Linked DNA regions of Homo sapiens: region 1 is linked to region 2. The links are chromatin contacts, found by Hi-C or POLR2A ChIA-PET in ENCODE. All regions are on one chromosome and are shown on one strand. The core of a region is the stretch at or near the end of the contact, and the rest is flanking DNA. Distances in the headings are between cores, read along the strand shown. Region 1 has its middle 8.7 kb from the start of NDP-AS1. Region 2 holds the start of MAOB (monoamine oxidase B).

What was found. Hi-C counts contacts between places; a loop is a spot of excess contacts on that map. ChIA-PET counts read pairs that join two places held with the same protein, here RNA polymerase II (POLR2A). Pooled maps may share reads with other maps.
Region 1: a pooled map shows a loop between it and region 2 (2.2-fold over the local background). The contact joins the enhancer-like site here to the promoter of MAOB in region 2. A Hi-C loop is called at or near these places in 1 of 168 maps with a recorded cell type or tissue (prostate gland) and 1 of 50 pooled maps. POLR2A ChIA-PET finds 5 or more read pairs at or near these places in 1 of 52 experiments (Panc1).

The regions. Positions count from the first base shown.
Region 1 is chrX:43,939,577-43,942,513 of GRCh38, reverse strand. No RefSeq gene overlaps it. Among named protein-coding and RNA genes, the nearest start is that of NDP-AS1, 8.7 kb to the left of the region's middle. Within about 2 kb of position 1,538, at least 2 of the 41 ENCODE cell types and tissues checked have a DNase peak (open chromatin) inside an H3K27ac peak, as active enhancers do.
Region 2 is chrX:43,880,937-43,883,847 of GRCh38, reverse strand. It overlaps MAOB (monoamine oxidase B), which reads left to right and starts at 1,398. Exons shown (of 15, transcript NM_000898.5): 1 at 1,398-1,594. The coding sequence starts at 1,549.

The DNA of each region.
Region 1 (2,937 bases), core at 289-2,788, 59 kb before region 2:
TATATCTTAATCATTTGTTTCTTACACTAATTCCCATTTTTCCAAAACAGCAGTCATTCATCCACAGCCAGAAATTTCGTAGCAAGTCTTAAATTTGAATAAAGGGTAGAATATCAAATTAAAATGGGAAAAATTACAATTTTATATTACATAAGTCAGTGCTGCCTAATAGGAATATAATATGAACTATATATACATATCATTTAACATTTCCTTTTAGCCACATTTTAAAAAATAAAGAGAAACAGATGAAATTAGTGTTAGCATATTTTACTTAATACACTATGTCCCAAAAGTGATCATTTCAACATGTAATCAATATGAAAAATTATTAATGAGACATTTTACATTCTTGTTTATACCAAGTCTTTCAAGACTGGTGTGTATTTTATGCTTACAGGGCATATCAATTGGAACTATAGCTTCTTTCTGAGATTTCATGGGCATACTGAAATCACCGGGAACAAAAGGCCAATGGGGTGAGCAAGTCTAAGAACAAGAGCAAAGAGGATGGGACTGCAAACTGAATGAACCAGCTTAGCACTTAGCAAGCAACAGTTACTTGGACATTTCAGAGACTTTATTGCCAACATGGCTCTGCCCAGCAATCCCCCTCAGAGTCAGGAAATCTGAATGCACCTTTGGTTCCACCAATAACCAAACACATGATTCCAAGTGAACCACTTACGCTTTCTACTTCTCAGTTTCTTAGGCTAGATTGTGAATATCTCTTCTGGTACTATGAATATTCTTTCTACATACACACACACACAAGCACATGCTTCCCTCCTCTAATATTTCTCTGTACTCAAGGTAAAGGTACTTTAGAAAAATCTGTTCCCGTTTTATTTTCACCAGTAAGAAATCTTATATCTTACTTTTTGGGTTTCTCTGTTTTGCCTTTTCTTCTTTTCAAGGGTTGTGCCTGGGTGATGTTTTATATATGTGATTAAAAATGGGAGTAGTCTAGTAATCTCATTAAAATACTGGTTTGACCAATATCAGAACATAGTTAGCTCTATTATTTTACATACAGTAGCATTGCTGATAATGCATCATTCATCTTGAGAATTTAAAATATTAAATTCCATATTTTATGGAAATGTGTCTCATTTTTCCTTTTCATTTCCTCCTAGCTCACTCTTCCTCCCTCTTCCCTTCTAACAAAGGCTCCAAGCAGCAGATGGATGGGAAGGGATTGGGGGTTGTTCAGTGGTGGGTGGGTCAGCTTTCCCTTTGCTTTTGTGCATTGAAGCCCTGGATATATGCCAGGGGTATTTGACTAAAAAAGAAAGAGAGATACAAGCATTTAGTCAGAGTGCTCATCCATAATTAAGTTGCTTAGTTGCAGGGCCATCAAAGGAAAACTTCAAATACCCTGATAGCAAAAGCCACCTGTGCTGAAAGCAGAGAAGCAGGATCATGCAGGGGAAATGCAGAGCCATGGCAGATACTCAGAAACAGTGGGCAGAGAGGACATTTTGAAAGACAAAGGCAAGGCCCCAGGCTGTGAGTCAGAGGAAACTGGCAAGAGTTTGTTGAATCTAGACTCGCAATCTATTGCTGGGGCCTGTTTTCATAAGCGAGAGCCTTCAGCCTTTCTTTGTGCAGTGTGTTGCCTTAAACAGGAGTGTCTGCTTTTAAGATAAGAAGTCAATGACATCCCTCATAGAATCTTTACTTTGTATCAAGGATGGTGCTAGACAGGATAGATACACTAATTTAATCTTCTCAACAATTTTTTAAAGATTTATTTATTTATGTGTAGACAGTCTCACTCTGTTTCCCATGCTGGAATGCAACGTTGCAATCATAGCTCACTGCGGCCTCAAACTCCTGGGCTCAAGAGGTCCTCCTTCCCCAACCACCCAAGTAGCTGGGACTACAGGCCTACACCACCATGCCCAGCTATTTTTTAAATTTTGTAGAGACAAAGTCTCGCTATGTTGCCCGGCCTGGTCTTGAACTCCTGGCCTCAAGTGATCCTCCTGCCTCAACCTCCCAAAGTGCTAGGATTACAGGCCTGAATCACCGCTGAGCCTAAAATCTTTTTAGTTAACCACATCTTACAGACAAGGAAACCAAAGCCTAGAGAAGTTGTATGATTTTCCCCAAGTCTCACAGCCAGTAAAGGACAGGGGTAAACTTCGACCACAGATCTCTGTGTCTACTAAGCTTAAGATTCCTTGTTGTTTCATCCACCCTCCCTCCTCACACCTACCTGGGTTTGACCCTTATACAAGGCACTTTCCCATTGGATGACTACATCAAAGTACCTGGTCAGGATCAAAGGTAAATTTCTTCTAAAAACCACATGCCACCCAAGTCTTTTATAAAACCAGCGTGTATTTCTAAAACGTCTTTGGGAGCACATGAGCTTCCAGGGACTCTGGGGACTCCAACGAAACACCGGGGCCCCTATAAAATTAAAACTTCCCGAGGAAATTTTAAGTCAGACTTCTCTTGGCCTTGAGTCCAAATAATTTCAGTGAAAGTTGGCTGAGCTTAAGAATTGTATAACAAAGACTTGCCTGGGTCATTTTATTTTGCTCCCCGCAATGATATGAAAGAGAGGTAAGGGACCGGGCCATCTATATAATCTTCCCAAAACCCAGGGCCACACTGATGGCAGAATTGGTGGGGCCCCTAGAGATAATGGCCTTGCTTTAGAAATGAAAGGCTCAAAGAGGTTAAAGTCACAAACCTAGGACACAGTAATGCAGGACTGGAGCCTCAATCGCTCAGGCCCAAGCTAATGGTTATTATTGGATGTCTGCCCCATTCTTCTTCCCAACCCTGCCCCCCTGACTCCTGCACTCATGGCCAAGTTTAGATAAGGCTCAATTTCAGAGTGAATTTAGGCCAACACAGCTTCTGATACACATGGACTACGCTTTTACCTCTTTCAAACAGGCAAGCGCTACAGACAACATGCAC
Region 2 (2,911 bases), core at 149-2,648:
GTATCCACAGCCAAGAAGCCCACAGCTTCAGGGACCTGTGAACAGAAGTGGACCAGATAGGGGATGGCAAGGAGGAGGTCAGCACAAACTGTCTGCAGGGTGAGGTAGCTTCATTCTCTGCAGTGGGGACATGAGGTAGGGATCGGGGTTCAGGCACAGGGTCTGACTGTTTTATACCAAAGCAGGACAGATGGAAGTCAGAGGTGGACAAAGACTTTTCCTGTCACCTGTGACTCAGTCACAGAAGTGCCCAAATTGTCTTCTGGTCTGAGGACAGCAGAAGCTCAGGATACCTTTCTAGCAGGTAGATACAGGGAATGGTGTGGGATGAGGCAGAGGTTTGCTTCAGGTTCTCATCAAATTCCCCAGATCTGAAGCCAGCCCCTCTCAGGCCTGAACAGAAGCACTTCACCTGTTTATTTCTTGAAAAGCCATTCTATGTTGCTGCTTCCCACTTTTAGTTCTCAGAGGTGGCTTTCCTACTGTCCAGAAGACATAAACTTCTGTTTTCCCTGGAGTCACCTTAGCTTAAACTCCTATAATCTTGTTGAATCATCCCTGTGTTTGGCTAAACCAGGCTCCTCATACCCACGTTCCAGGGTCACACAGGTAACTTGGCTTGCTGCTTCTGGGGGCTCTGAATCCCACAATGCCGATCCACCACCTCTTCCCTGCTGCCACTAGTCTCCTGGGGTCTAGCCTCAACAGCTTCCACCAAGGACACACTGCATTGCTTAAGAGTGTATTTAAGGTGCGGCATTTGTGATGCTAGGGAGGAGCCTTCCTGACTTAATCACGTAGGGGGAGTGGGGAAAGAAGTGGGTATTTGGAAGGAGGGTGAGGTGGGCTGGGAATGCCAAGAAATGGTAGTACTGTGTGGTGAATCAAAGTGGGTCTTGGAATCTTCCTAGCTTTTCTTTTCTTTTCTTTTCTTTTTTTTTCTTTCTGACTTTTTATCTTATGTTGTCACTCACCATGTTTTGTTTTCCTCATCTGCAAAATGGATTGTTGTAAGCTTGAACAGGAATCATGCATAAAGTACTGAGCACAGTGCCTGGTACCTTGAAATCACTCAATGGAAGTTTCTTATTATTTGCCCTACACCCAAGGAGTAATTGGGGCCCTGAAGGAAGACACCCCAATTTGCCGTCCTCCCAGCCGCCAAGCCTGATAGTGCACTAGGGAGGCTGATGGGAAAATACCGTGCAGAAGGCTGAGGAGTGGGGATTCTGGGGCGGGACTCTTTGAAGTCCTAGGTGACCTCTCCGCCCAGGCACCCGCCCTCCCCGGGCCTGGGCTGCAGAGCTGCGGGCGGGGGCGGTGGCCCTGCGCTGCACCCGGCCTGCCTGCGCGTAGGCGGGCGGGCGGGGCTGCGCGTCCGGGCTCCCGGGGCTGGTAATATAGCGGCTCGCCGAGGCGCTGGTGCACGGGGGCAGCGCGCAGCAGGCCGGCGGGCAGGCGGGCGGGCTGGCTGGCAGGCAGGACTGGGATCGAGGCCCAGAAAACGGAGCAGCGGGCACCAGGGAGGCCTGGAACGGGGCGAGCGCCATGAGCAACAAATGCGACGTGGTCGTGGTGGGGGGCGGCATCTCAGGTTAGTCGCGGCTGTGCGCCCTCCTTCCTCTTCACGCGCTCGGACAGGTGGCTGCCTGGGGGAGACGCGGGGGGCGGCCGTGGGGCAGGGGCTGACCCTGGAGTCCCCAGACTGTCCACGCACGGGCAGGGCTCTAGTGGGTCCAGAGCGCCGTGCACTGAACCCTCCTTTGGGGGCAATTTTGGGTGCGTTCCCGGACGCAGAGGCCAGAGGCTGGAAGCCTGTTGCAGCTCTGGGGCCAGACTTTGAACTTCTCCCCCAGAAGGCTGCTAGGCCTTCGCTTGCTGGAATTTTCGAAGCCAGGGAAAAGGGGTGGGGAGGTGGCACAAAGGTCAGTCATTTGCTCCAACTTGACCTGGACACTCCGCACCCTCGCTTAGAGCAAGCATGCACCACATCGTATTGTTGTCCTGGCGTCAGGAAAACGACCTTGAACAGAAGAGGTTGGAGCCTGGCCAATCGATTGCCAAAGACTTTCCAGGCCCTCCTGATTCTTTGAGGTTCTGTGATTGTCACGGATCTAACTTGAGGCTGCAGTGTCTTTTTGGCAAATGCCTGTTTTCCTCTTATGCCTCTCGCACCCCCACTCCACCCCACCCCACTCCTAGCGCAGGGTGGCCAAGCTGCAGCTTTGCTCTCTGGCCTAGCCCATATTTGGCAAGGATGGGGACAGACACTACCCCCTCAGCCACACGGGGCTGTGTACATACCAAGGGCACCGAAAAATAGAAGCCAGAAGAAGGGATGGGGGTAGTGGTGGAACTTACCCTCTGTGGAGGATCAGGCAGATCCTATGGGATAGGGTCAATGGGAATCAATGATGCTCTCAGCACAGCCTGTTTAATGGCCCCCTGGGCATGCTTTGGCCCACCTCCTAACGCTGCCTAGTACTTGAGCAGTAATTAGGACACCTCCAGACCCGTGGATGCATTGTCTAAGACTTGCCTTAAGGAGTTCTCAAGTGGCCTTTGGGAAGTAGAGGTTGGCCTTGCTCCCTGCCAGGAGGGCAGGACAGAGTTGTTCTGACTCTCCTGTGGCTGGAGAAAAAACCAAGGCATTGGATGTTTGGTGCTGACCATGGTCCAGTCCTCCTGCCTCTGCTCCAGCCTTTCTCCCCTTTGGGTGGGATCTCAGGCTACCACATCTGTCTAGCAGGCTCTGGTGAGCTCGCCCATGCCAGGCCCTGTGCCTGGTGTTGCAGGTACATAGATGCGTAATCACAACATGCTGAGGTTGGCCAAGGCTGTGTATAAATTCAGTTTTCTTTCAGTATTTTTGACATCTTCTCTCCTAGAGGAAGTTGGACTTAAAAGCATA